Regions from separate parts of the Homo sapiens genome. Here region 2 is linked to region 1. A link is a loop called in an ENCODE intact Hi-C map of the cell type or tissue named here. Cell type or tissue: endothelial cell of umbilical vein. All regions are shown on one strand. Each heading gives the region's core, and the rest is flanking DNA. Links, peaks and the distances in the headings are about the cores only.

Evidence for each region. Hi-C counts contacts between places; a loop is a spot of excess contacts. Peaks named below come from ENCODE experiments on the same cell type or tissue, not always from the same donor. Only the 100,000 strongest peaks of a DNase experiment are listed, where the experiment ranks them.
Region 2: a loop joins it to region 1, with 10 times the contacts of the local background. A loop is called at or near these places in 4 of 110 quality-filtered maps.

Annotation. Positions count from the first base shown.
Region 1 is chrX:13,395,020-13,402,959 of GRCh38, reverse strand. All of the region lies in intron 1 of LOC124905248 (a long non-coding RNA gene), which reads left to right. Among named protein-coding and RNA genes, the nearest start is that of LINC01203, 64 kb to the right of the region's middle. In endothelial cell of umbilical vein, for the core only: no CTCF peak of the experiment used is centred there; DNase peaks (open chromatin) are centred at 4,299 and 5,879; H3K27ac peaks cover 3,507 bases.
Region 2 is chrX:13,117,620-13,123,880 of GRCh38, reverse strand. No RefSeq gene overlaps it. Among named protein-coding and RNA genes, the nearest start is that of FAM9C, 76 kb to the right of the region's middle. In endothelial cell of umbilical vein, for the core only: no CTCF peak of the experiment used is centred there; a DNase peak (open chromatin) is centred at 3,720; H3K27ac peaks cover 2,162 bases.

The DNA.
Region 1 (7,940 bases), core at 1,782-6,781:
TTATCAGTTCAACATATAATCAATGTAACAATTATTAAGGAGATATTTGGTATTCTTTTTTCTCATACAAAGTGCTCAAAAAGCCGATGTGGACTTTATACTAACAACATATCTCAATTCAGACTGGCCACATTTTGAGTGCTCAGCGGCCACATGGAGCTAGTGGCTTTGTCATAGACGAACTTCTCCTATGGATGAAAGGCTGTTCCCTTCTTCTCTCACACGGTCCTTTCTTCCTCTCTGAGCTGAGGAAGAGAAAAGAAGAAAGGGAATATTTAATATTTACTGGGCATCAGCTACTCTTTGTTAGGTATCATAATAGGGGACTTCTCATGTTATCTCTTAGAAACCTCTTATCTTCTTGTTAATTAATTAATTTGTTTATTTATTTGAGATGAAGTCTCACTCTATCACCCAGGCTGGAGTGCAGTGGTGCAATCTCAGCTCACTGCAACCTCTGCCTCCCAGGTTCAAGTGATTCTCCTGCCTCAGCCTCCCAAGTAGCTGGGATTACAGGCATGCACCAGCACACCTGGCTAATTTTTGTATTTTTAGTAGAGACGGGGTTTCGTCATGTTGGCCAGCCTGGTCTCAAACTCCTGACCTCAAGTGATCCACCCTTCTCAGCCTCTCAAAGTGCTGGGATTACAGGCATGAGCCACAGCATCCGGCTTATCTTCCCATCTAGACCAATAGGCAAGCCATGATTCCAAATTCCATATGTTTGGCTACATCAGTGGTAAATCCCAGTAAACATTGGATCCTAGAGATCAAGGTCTTTGGGGCCTCAGTGAGGTAGAAGCAATGGAGGGCAGCCTGTTTTAGCCTTTAATCAGCAAAACTATGGTTTGGTTCCAGTAGTGTCTTGCCAGTCTCTTATGTCTGTATAAAATCACAAAGACCCAAGGAAGGCCAAAACCATGGCCTTTGACAGTTCAATGTAATTATCCTGGCAAGGATTGTGTGGCTATGAATTGTTTCCCACAGGTGGTTCTTGCATCCTGTCATACATCCGGCTATGTTTGGTTAAAATGTAAGACACTATGCATTTTATGTATAATATTAACTTTGCTTGGTGGTCACTTTCTGTAGTTTATTATGTTCTTAGCTGTTCATTATTGTTACGACCAAGTGATTCATTTATTTTTTCATGCTAGTGAGTCTTCAACAAGCCTTCCACATTTTACCTGTGTTCCATAATGGACTTCTCATTTTTCATGCAGTGATAGCCACCCTAGTTCAGAATCCTAGGGCTCTGGTGAAAACGCTCCAGGGATGGAGACATAGATAGTCAGGTGTCATTTCAGGAAGGCAAAAGCCATTTCATTGTTTAAGAGCTTTCCATTTTCCCCTTGGTTTCGCTCACTATTTTGGGTTAATGGATGCTTCTGCTAATATGCTGACCTTTTCAATCAATACATTTAGCTTCAGGCATTCTTGAAGTCAGTTCTGTATGCCGACTCTTCAGCAGCCTCTGCATTAGATTAGAACCTTCCTTCCCTCATCAATATACCAATTTTAGATGCCAATTTGCAAAGGCATTGTTTTATAAAACAATTACTTTAACCTTAGTGGCTTGAAATTTCACCAGACATTCCAAAATCTTCTAAAATTTAAAATGTCTCTATTCTTATAAAGCTACCTACAGGAAGATAATTTTTTAGGAAAACCTGGTCTGGGCTACATACCTATTCTTAAGACAAGCAAGATTCTTCATTATAGTCAAGATTGATTGACCTGTCTGTCGAACAGACTACTGTAGGATAAAGCTTTATAAATAAATGACTAGCATGGATTTTTATCTCACCACCACCTTTTATTTTAGTGTTTGAAATCATGAGTGCTAATAGTATAGTTTATCATGATAGAAGCATATTTTAGACTTCTAAGTTTTAAACCTTAAATTTTCTCAATGCACCATAAAATAGAGCAGTGTGGTTTGCATTGACTTAAGTAGAAATTGGGCATTTTTATTCTGGTGAAAAAGTGCCTGAGCTTGGAAACGGATGGTGGATATAGATCTTAGCACTACTGCTTATAGCGTGGAAGGTCTTGGATGAGCTACTTAAATTCAGAAACAATTCACTTAATCACTGAAACTAAAATTTTCACATCTGTAAAATGTTAACTTATTCTTAGCACTACATGAGAGACCTGAAGAGTGTATCTTACAGAGTATTAAAGAATTTAAATGCGAAATGTCTTTTAAAATATGCAGATTGAAACTTATTAGAACACCAGGTGGGTGGCCAGGCTTGGTGGCTCACACCTGTAATCCCAGCACTTTGGGAGGCTGAGGCAGGAGGGCTGCTTGAGGCCAGGAGTTCAAGACCAACCTGGCCAACATAGTGAGACCTCGTCTCTAAACTAAATAAATAAATAAACACCAGGTGGAAATAATGGTGGTGAATAAAGCACACTAGTTGTCATTACCACATTTCTAAGTAGGGACCAATGCAATTGCCCCTACATAGTAATACACATTACATTGCACATGTCTATTAAGTTCTTGTGTCCAGTTTCCCAGGAAATGCAAAAGATACAGGTGAGATGAGAAAGTAATGATCCTATGAAGACTTGTGAGTTTTTAAAAAACACTGAAAGGATTTGTATAAAAAACGAGAGATCCTCAAGTTTTAAAGGTTGATGGCAATATAGAGTGGGAAGAGCAAGTCTGGGCCCAGTCATGGAGACACTAGAGAACTAGGAAGACAGAATGAAGAAAGAGAGCTATTTCTTCAAGTTATTTGTAAGAAAGGAAAAGAGAAGATGTCCAGGTAGTAGGACTAGGATGAGGTAGTGAAGCAAAACTGAGTCTCTGAACTCTTATCTGACTAGGGACTTGATTTTTCCAGAAAGTGGGGTAATACTGAATGTACACTTGGATACCTATTATTCTAAGCTAGGTTTTGGGGGCTGTTATCAGCTAATATTTGTATAGTGTTTTTCACCTCACCAATCATGTCAAGTAGGCATTGCCTATCCATTTTATAAATTTTACATCCATTTTATAAATGAACAGACAATGGACTCAAAGATGGTGGTGACTTTAATGTCACTCTGGCTGAGACTGCTTGTTGCCTACCTAATATTCACTTTTCCTTACATCTTTAGTCAATGAGTCCTGATATTTTTCAGGGTGGCAGCCTAACTAAAAGAGTATATTTCCCAGCTAAGCATGGCATTATAACTGAATTCTGTCCAATATGAAAGCTATTGGGTGTCACTTCCGGAAAGACTCCTTAGAAAGGAATAGGACGTGCCTCTTCTTGCCTTACCCCTTTTACCTTCCTGTTCCCTGGAATGTAGATGTGATGGCTGCAGCCAGAGTAGCCATATTGTGACACTGAGGATGCAAACCATGTATGTATGAGAATGGTGAAGCAGATAGAAGGACTCTGACTGCCCAGTGACTTTGTTAAGGTACTACATCGGCCTGGACTGACCACCTCTGGCCCTTTTTTTTTTTTTTTTTGGAGACTGAGTCTCACTCTGTCACCCAGGAGGCTACAGTGCAGTGGCATGATCTTGGCTCACTGCAACCTCTGCCTCCAAGGTTCAAGCAATTCTCCTGCCTCAGCCTCCCGAGTAGCTGGGATTACAGGTGTGTGCCACCATGCCAGGATAATTTTTTTTTGTATTTTTAGTAGAGGCGGGGTTTCACCATGTTGGCCAGGCTGGTCTCGAACTCTTGACCTCAAGTGATCCGCCTGCCTCAGCCTTCCAAAGTCCTGGGATTACAGGTGTGAGCCACCATGCCTGGCCTCACCTCTGGACTTTTTAATAATCCCTGGAGGCTATCAGAGTTTATTAAAACACCCAGAGGTTAGGATTAGACCAAATGCAGTTGGTCTAATCATAACCAACATGGTCACATAGCTAGGACTTGTAGAGCTTGGACTGTAAGACATCTAACTTTTGCTATTTCCATTCTGGACATGCACCCAGGCAGGTCATTTAAAGACAATATTTAAGTGGAAGAATAATCAAGATGTAAAACCACTCAAATAGTTTCATAAATACTTTTTGGGGAGCATAGAAGTTACTGGTCTTATAGAAGCCCTGTTGTAGAAAACTGTTTATTGTTCAGTTCTCGCTTTAGAAGTTTAAAACACATTTAGGTTTTCTCTTCTCTCGTTTATTTCAATGACTTTCCCTCCTTATCTGACTGTTAGTCTTGTTGGAATCTGGTCATGTGGTTGCTTTGTCTGGATTGTGAGAAATATAAGAATGCGCAAAGCCAGTGTAGTCTTCTCACCCAGCCGACTAACACATGACTCATGCATTCCAGTAAAGGTGGAGCAGGCCTGGCCACCAAAACCTGACCCCTGAGTCATTTCAATCAACTGCGAATGCCCAGGCAGCTGCATGCATTTGCTGAAACATTCTTTGGAAGGCATATGCTAATCCTTTCTTCCTAGATATAAATATTAACTCATCCATGCCTGTAGCACTTGTGGTCTCTGAACCCTACTTTTGGAATGCAGTTGGGGATATCAAGTTTGCAGGCTTGAGACACTGCCAGGTGACAGTTTGCTTCATTTTTCCATGGCCTTATTTAATCCTTTATTACTTTTTTTTTTGGTAGCACATGGCATTCATTTATGCACCCCTGGATGAGCAAAGTTCTTTGGCAGTTAACCTGAGTGACAAGGCACAAATCAATGGTCACTTCTTCCTTTCACAATAGGAAATTCTTGACTTAACCCTACTAGTTTCTTTCCAGCAGGGATGCAAGAGGTTACTGAGAACAGTGTCGATAACCTTGCATGATGTGCTATTTCTTTTTTCTTTTGATTAGGCTGTTTGCCCCCTTCATCATACCCTTACAAAATCATCCTCATATTTGTGTCATTAACCCTTTAACTGATTTCAACACACTTCCAGGAAGATTCAGTGGGTGTTTCAATCTACCATTTTGCAAGAGTGTCTCTTCTTACCTATCCATAAGCATAACTAATCTTTCTTTCATATCAATCTGTACTAATAGTACATTTGTAGCTCGTGGAATCTAATAAGGATTATGTAAATTTCTGCCTATTGATTTTTTTAGGTCCTCCAAACTAGATAAAAGGAAAGACTTTTATTTTCTGATGTCCCATTTAATAATTCAGTCTTCTTTTTCTGCAACTTAAACTCCATATCTATTATAATCTCTGCTTCATATAATAGCTGTTCTCATAGATACTTCAAGATTTTTTTCAGAAGGTCAAACAAGAGCTTCCTGCAAGATATAAAGGTGAGAGAACATTTAAACAGGCATCTCCAGTCATTGATAAGTTACTTGCTTCTTTGAAAATTCCAATTATCTTTGTGTACATGTTTTAAATTGCAGACGTTGTATTGGATAGAGATATCAGATTCACTGGGAAAGAGAGTGAGGGGCTAAATTTATTTTAGCTGAGATTTCTGCCACAGGCTCTTCAAGTTGAGCACCTTCTCTCAGTGGGTAGAGAGGCTAATTTAGCTTCAAAAATGATGATTTTCACAACACAAATGCAATGTACCATGAATTTCACTAGTTTAGAAAGCTAGATATTATATACTTGTGTTTTAAGAGTTCCAAGAAAAGGAGCCATTAACCATCTTACTTTTATCAATCAAAATAATTAAATTGAAAATAAAATGAAATTTTCTGAGTAAATCAGTTGTAATAATTGCTCTGTGATTTATGAAATATGAGTGGGCTGTTGAGAAATACACTCTCTAGTTGATGGACCATATATTATGCTAGCTGTTCCTTAAGGCTGCTCTTCTGAAAGCAAATCTATTTGCTGAAAGAAGTGGACTGAAATGGGAAACAAATTGTGCACTAGAAGGCACTAGAATTATGAATGTCAGCCTGGAATGGAAAACATATATTTCAGAAACATGCTTATTGGGAGAATAGACAAAGCATGAGGTCATAGGAAGGAAGGGCAGAGATGGGGAATAAATGATTAATAAAAAGCTTCTGAATGCTCTGTGGAACAACTCCAAATCCTTTCATAGATCAGTTTTACATTGCCTTAACTTTCCAGTGGGGGCATGGGGAGGCCCATGGGCATTTTAGAAAATTATAAAGTTTGCATTCATTTTTTCACGATTAGTATTTTCCCTTATTCTTCATTGCCTCTTCCTGAACATTCTCTATGGTATTATTAGAACTCTTATTAAAAACAAAAAACCTCTTTCCAGCTCATGCCATTTCATCCCTGTCCCACCTTCTGTCTCTCCTACTGACCTCCTGGTAACTCCCCAACATTGATGGAAGACTTTTGCACCTTACTCACAGTCTTCCTTCCCACCTCAAAACATGTTGTTATCCTGGGTAGCTTCAGCATAGTAATTAGCTATATTATTTTGGGGACTACCACTGAGGCAGGAGAATAGGGCCTGAAGGCAGAGAACCTAAGGACTTCCTAGAACTAAATCAAATGGAAACACTTCAGCTGTGACAGGAAATAGCCTCTTCATTTACATAGGGCATACAATGAGTAAATGACTGATATGGTTTGGCTGGGTCCCCACCCAAATCTCAACTTGAGTTGTATCTTCCAGAATTCCCATGTGTTGTGAGAGGGACCCAGGGAAAGGTAATTGAATCATGGGGGCTCGTCTTTTCCATGCTATTCTTGGGATAGTGAATAAGTTTCAGGAGATTCATGGGTTTATCAGGGGTTTCTGCTTTTGCTTCTTCCCCATTTTTCTCTTGCCGCCGCTATGTAAGAAGTGCCTTTTGCCTCCCGTCATGATTCTGAGGCCTTCCCAGCCATGTGGAACTGTAAGTCCATTTAAACCTCTTTTTCTTCCCAGTTTTGGGTATGCCTTTATCAGCAGTGTGAAAATGAACTAATACAATGACTTCGTAACTTTACTTTATCCTCTTCATTTACATATGATGTACACCGAGTAAATAACTTTGTAACTTCACTTTAGTTTCTTCATTTACATAGGGCGTATACTAAACAACCAATGGAAACCTCTAGAGGGTATTTAAACCCCAGAAAATTCTGTAACTGGGCTCTTGAGCTGCTTGCTCAAGCTGCTCCCACCCTGTGGAGTGTGCTCTGCTTTTCAAGAAATCTCTGCTTTTGTTGCTTCATTCTTTCCTTGCTTTGTGTGTTTTGTCCAATTCTTTGTTCAAAACGCCAAGAACCTGGACACCCTCCACCAGTAACAGTCTGATATTTACCCTCCTTCTAACTTCCTTCTGAAAAACTACCTCTTCCCTGACTCGTTTCCTTACTGTAACTTGCAGCATTTATCACTGTTGTAGTCTCACATCTATTTCATGTTACTTGATTTTCTGGCTTCCCTGTTAGAGTGTCAAGTAAGCTTTATAGAGGAGGACACCATATTTGTTTTTTCACCATTTTTTCCCCAACCCTGATTACAGTGCCTGGCACATGGTGAGTGCTCAATAAATACTGATTGAATGAGTGCATCCTTCATCACAAAGCATGATGCTTATATAGAGAAGTCTTGACAATCCAGACTGATTGGGGAAAAAGCCTGTCTAATGATATAGAAAGATTAGAGTTTTAATTTTAAAATAAGCAATTTATGATTATAAACATTCAAGTACCTTCAGTGTATGACAGGTCAAGTCTTGGGCAAAATGGTGAAGCAGACATAAATCTCCCTTTTTTGTTTTCTTCACACTTTTCCTCCTCTTCAAGGACTTGGAGTCTTGTCATTTTTCTAGTCTATCAAAACCTGCAGGGTGTGACAAGAGTTGCTGAAACCTCAGTATGCACTTCACTCAGGGTCTTCCATCTTGCTTGGCCATTTCCATTTATGTCTTTCTTGTTCAGAAAGGGAAAATTTTAAGACCTGTGGAGAAGTTCATGTGGAGAAGAACTGAGGCCTCAGGCCACCAGACATGTGTAAGTCATTTTGGAAGAGCAACGGTAGCTATCTACTCTGGGTTTGTGTATTAGTCTTGTGTTTCTGATGCT
Region 2 (6,261 bases), core at 1,262-6,261, 280 kb after region 1:
TTTATACAGCCTGCAAGCAGAGTGGTTTTTACATTTTTAAATGGTGAAAAAAAATCAAAAGGAAAATAATATTTCATGACAAATGAAAATTAATTGAAATTAGGATTTCAGTGTCCATGAATAAAGTTTATTTGGAACATAGCCATGCCCAATTGTTTACATATTGTCTGTGGCTGCTTTTGAGCTCAAAGGGCACAGTTGAGTAGTTGTGACAGAGACCGTGTATGTGGCCTTCAAAGCCGAAAATATTTACTGGCTGACCCTTTACAGACAAAGTTTGCCAACCTCTTCTCTAATATGCAAAGGCCAGCAGAATCTGAAAGTGAACACCCAAAAGAACAATATGGAGAAACCAGAAGAGAGAAGAATGCACTCTTCTTGGTGAATCTTCCAAAGTGGCACTTGAGCCTCTCTTACACATCTGCACCGGCTCCCATGCTGTCCGGGCCACATCAGATCAAAGAAGGCAGCCCTCCTCACAAAAACCTCGCTATTCCTTCTGCTACTTGATCTGTGCAAAGCTCAGGTGTGGTTTGCCATTTGATCTGGAGGTTGGAATTAGTTCTTATTTTAGCTGATTTAGGTTACCTAGGTTACACCACAAATCAAAAATAGCTGAAATATCTGTGTAAATGAAAAACAAATGTACAGAGAGAGGGAGCAATCAATTTTCAGAAGATAGAGAAATGTTCTTTTGCATGGAGCCCCCATTGGTAATGAACTCCCTGGTGCTAAATGAAGGGAAGGAGGGAAGGGACTTTTGTGTCTCCCAGCAGGACCTCCAATCAGGCAACAGAATAGAAACTTTTCATTGATTGTAGGCCTTGGCAAAATTGAGGGTTGCCTGTTTGTACTGACACTTTGAAGTTCGATGGGTATTTTGGTAATAAACTCCCTTGTAACTTCACAGTAGTGAGATTATAATAACTTTGGGAGTTATCTCATTATATGTTTTGTGATTTTTTTTTTTGCACACTTTTTTTTTCTTCGAACTCTGATGAAAGTTTAGCTTCAAGGAATCATAAGTTCCAGAGGTTGATGAAACCAGTTATAGACCCTCACTGTTCCAAGTGGGTTCCATGAACGAGCAGCATTGGCGCCTTCTCAGAGCTTGTTAGAAATTCAGAATTTCAGCACCTCCCCCAGACTGGCTGAATCAGAATCTGTGTTTTAACAGGATTCCCAGATTGTCTGAGTATACATTAATTTTTGAGAAGCACTGGTGGAAAAAAGTGCATGAGACTTGGGGTCTTGGGGATCCAGTTCCAGATTGAACTGATGCTAAGTCACTGGTGACCTTGGGCAAATTTCTCACCATCTTTTTGCCTTGGTCATCTTCTCTTTAATGTGCGGCTAAATTCACTGTCTTAGTTCAGGCTGCTATAACAAAATACCATAGAACGGGCTTCTTAAACAACGACAACAAAAAATTATTTCTCATCGTTCGGGAGGCTGTAAGTCCAAGATCAGGGTGCCAACATGACTGGATTCTGGTGAGATCCTTCTTCAGGAGGAAAGAGGGTAAGACAACTTCCTGGGGTTTCTTTTATAAGGGCACACGTCTCATTCATGAGGTCTCTACCCTCATGACCTAATTTCCTCCCAAAGGCCCTACCTGCTAATACCATCACATTGGATGTTAGGATTTCAATATGTGAATTTGGGAGGGACATAAATATTCAGTTCATTAAAATCACCTTCCCCTACTTTTTGAACAATACTCTCGTCAAATGAGACAATAAGCATAAAACTGCTTGAAAAATTATTACCTCCACTGTGGTTGTGAGATATTAGGAATGGTAATGGCTAATATCTACAGAACCTCAACCATGAGTCTTGCTCTGTGCCGACTTCTGAAGATGAACTTTCCTTTCAGTCTCACTAAAACTCTCTGATGAGAGTAGTAACATCAGTTTTACCATACACGTGGAGAAACAGCCATTGAGAAATTAAGTGCCTCACCCAAGGTGACATATCTAGTTAGTTGTAAAACTGGAAATAGAGCCCCAAAGCCATGTCCTCATCCCCACACCATGCTGCCTCCAAAATACAATGTTGAAGAATGGCAACAAATACTGTTATTATCACAGATGCTAGTCTAAACACCACTACACAGTGAGGACAAAGGCATAACATATTTTAAATTCTTTTTTTGTACACAAAAAGGGAAGAAGAATAAACAAAGAGAAATTCCCTAGAGATGAATGGCCCAGAGAACACAAATAAACTTGAATGTGTTATCAAAATGGCAGCCAACTGGTTTCCATTGTGTTTGCCTCTAGTAGTTAAGTGTGAAACACTGACTAGCACATACAATAGGCAATGAGATTTCCCATTTTATTTCTGAGACTCATTGTATTTCTTACTTTCTACATTGAGTAGTTGAAGTCACAACGGAAGGAAAGTAAAGTCTTAAGAATAGAAAGTTACAGAGCTGACTGGAAATTTATAATTCAGTTCCAAAATGTTGGAAGTATAGAGATGTTTTGTACATATTGCAGGGTCTACTCTGATCCCTTTGGCAGCAGAAACATAAGGCTTCCAAATAGTTCTAAACAAATGTGCTTGAATTTAGAGACTTTTTGAAAACCCTGTACTTCTTGGCTTGGAGCTAATGTTTATATCTTGCTTACTTTGTGCTGGGAACTGTTCTAAGAGCTTTTCAAATATTAACTCAAATATTAACCCTTTCAACAACCCTATTCAGCAGGCAGTATTATTATTATTCTACATTATAATTTAGATTACTTGGATCATTACATAGCTGAGGATTTCACACAGAGAGGTTAGGTAACTTCCCCAAGATCATGCAGGTGGTTTATGGTAGAACTGGATTTTAAACTGAAGCAGTTGGTTCCACACTCTATGCTCTTAACTACTACCCTAGAGACCCTGCTAAGTAAACCTACCTCTCAGGGATACTTTAAAAAACAAAACAAAACAAAAACAAAAATAAAAACAAACAAACAAAAAACTTTGGTTTTAATGTGATTTTAAAATATGTGTCTAAAGTAGAAGCTGGTGGTTACATCAGTAAAACGTTGATGCTTTCTTCTAAAAAATAAAAATAAGGGACAATTTTGATAGCTTTGGAGAGTCCCTGTGATTAGAGACCATGTGGACTAAATCATTCAACCCATATTTTTCGTATTACTCTGCAGCAGTGGTTCTCAAGAGGTTTGGGGGGACGGCGCAGATTTTGCTCCACAGGGGACATTTGGCAAAGCCCGGAAACATTTTCCACTGCAGCAATTTGGGGGGTGGGGGGTGCTCCTGGCGTCCAGTAGGCCGAGGCCAGGGCTGCTGCTAAACATCCCACAATACATAAGACAGCCCACACCTAAAGAATGATCTGGCCCCAAATGTCAAAAGAGCTGAGGTCGAAAATCCCTGTCCTATGAGAATAAGAATTTAAATTCTGGTAGAATTTATCTACTAGTTAACACACTAGTACTAGTTAGGAATATACACAAGGAACACAGACTAGACGAGAGGGTGCTAGATGTTAGTGGTGACAGACCAGTGGACAAATAGTTACAAAACTATGAGGAATGTGCTGGAACAAAGACTGTGCAGGGTGCTGAGAGGTACCTGGGACGGACAGGCACAAACTCAGCCTTCTCAGTGACGCTGGGGCTGAGTATTCTAGACTGAGGCGGCTGAGTTCACCAACAGATAAGAGCCTGCAGAGCAGAGGAAAGGGCAGCCTGGGTTTGTTTTGTTTGCCGTTGTTTTATTTGGCTGCTAACTCCTAGAAATCTTTTTCGCTCTGGCTGGCCTTAGCGCCTGCCTTCTGTCTTGTCTCTAAGACTTTCCTCTTTTCATCCTTAAGGAGTCCAGTGGAAACTTTTGGAAAACCCAAGTTCAAGCTGAACCAGAATTGTGAATTTTTCAATGCAGAAGATCTCCATGGAGGGTAGAAAGACTCAGCAAACCGCGTTCAAAAGCAAATGATCTTTTAAACTTGTTCGATCCTAGATTAGGACACAGAGTATTCAGATTGCAGAAAGTGGCAGGGTGATGTGAAAGCTCTGATTTATCTGGGACCATTAAAAGCTTTAAGGGAGCAAAATAGAGCATCAAGGTAAAGAGCTAAATGGTAACAACAAGAGAAGCTTCTCCATTCCTTCCAATCAGTTTTATAAATCAAATGGATGAAAAGATTACTAAATCCTCTGGAGCTAAATGTTCTCCATTATTCTATTTGTTTTTCAGCCTCCAAAGGGGAGACGTTAAGCCAAAGGGTTTTAGAGTCTAAGCTGCAGATGGAATGTGAACAGGCATGTGACTAACCCGCCTGTCATCACAATGACCTGCTTTGGTTGTTGTTATTGTCGTAAACATGACATCCTCTTCAGCAGAAGTTTACATTTTTAGAGGGAAGTTTTGGGGTTCCAAGTTTTCTCTGAATCCTCATTTTTTACAGAAATAGAGGAGAGGTAATTTGCCACATGGGTCCCCCCAAAACCAAGGTGATCTTTCAAACCTTTATTCCCAAAGTTCAATTTCAAAGCCAGAACGGTGCAGGAGCATATACCTTTGAGGAAAGCGGGAGTTTGTTCTAATCAAATTGAATTTGTCATTTTTGTGAAACCTTGGGTTTCCCTTGTTTTAGTTACTTTTTTGAGCGTTGAAATGGAGGGGTTTGGTGATAAGGCTGGGAGAGAGAAAGAGTCATCATCCATTCATCACATTGCCCCCACTGCTGAGAGTTTTGGTCAATGTTGTTCATTTTTAGTTTGTACATACAAAGTGGCTCATGCAAATAGATTGCTGATGGAAAATAGCATCTTCTTCATGGGCAAAGGAGGCATCAAAACCATAAGCTTGAGAGTCTTTCTGCTTTTTCCTGGAATTAGTTCTGGATCCCTCAGAGAAAACAGTGGGCTACAAGGACCTACCTGTCCACTGCATATAATATATCCAGAAAACAGTTCCACAAAACAGGAATTGGTTCAGAATTTTGCATTGTGTACACTCAGATTGATGTTCTGTCTCCTTTTAATATAGGGAAAGTTTGTTCCCAACTATGAGTAAAAGTTTTTAAAATGAGATCCTTCTACTATTAGAGGGTTTTTTTTTTATATACTTTAAGTTCTAGGGTACATGTATACAACGTGCCGGTCTTTTAAAGTTCTTAGATTTTCTGGAAGTGAGGCAACATGAAGACCCACCAGATAAACATGTTTGGCATCCTATACAGAGCTGCCAATGAACTGCTCTCCTTAGCGTGGAAAAGAAGGTTGAGACTGAAGAATAATCTGAATTCTCCATGCACTCCAGCTTTCCAGGCCCAGGCTTTCCTTTCACGTTTAGATAAAACAGCTTAGGGCTCAATCACACAGGCTCTAGGAAGCCTTGCACTCATCCTAAAATTTATGAGAATTCCCAGTGGATTACTTTCCACTTTCCAGAGGTTGCCTGCCTCTTCTTGCTCCCAACTCCACCCTAGGCTCAGGTACTGTGGGTCTCCTTCCTCCTAGGTCATATCTAGGTTTCTGAACACCTCTGGAATGACCAGCTACCATTCAATTCACACAGACAGCTTTATCCTGGCTCCTCATTTTCTAAGTCCACAGAGTTCCTAAATTCTTAACTTTAGGAAGAGGGGGGAGAGGGTGACTCAAGGGTGTCTTTTATCACAGGTTGTTGCGGGAACTCAGGGACCCTGAACGGAGGGACCAGCTGAAGCCACGGCAGAAGAACATAAATTGTGAAGATTTCATGGACATTTATCACTTCCCCAATCAATATTCTTGTGATTTCCTATGCCTGTCTTTACTTTAATCTCTTAATCCCATCATCTTCATAAGCTGAGGATGTATGTCACCTCATGACCCTGTGATGATTGCATTAACTGCACAAATTGTTTAAACAATATGAAATCTGGGCACCTTGAAAAAAGAACAGGATAACAGCGATGTTCAGGGAACAAGGGAGATAACCATTAGGTCTGGCTGCCTGAGAGCCAGGCAGAACAGAGCCATATTTCTCTCCTTTCAAAAACAAATAGGAGAAATATCACTGAATTCTTTTTCTTAGGGGGAGGTCTCTGAAATGGCCGCTCTGGGAACGTCTGTCTTTTACAGTTGCTGATAAGAGTTGAAATAAGCCCCGGTCTCCCGTAGCACTCCCAGGCTTATTAGGATGAGGAAATTCCCACCTAATAAATTTTGGTCAGACCAGTTGTCTGCTCTCAAACCCTGTCTCCTGATAAGATGTTATCAATGACAATGCGTGCCCGAAACTTCATTAGCAATT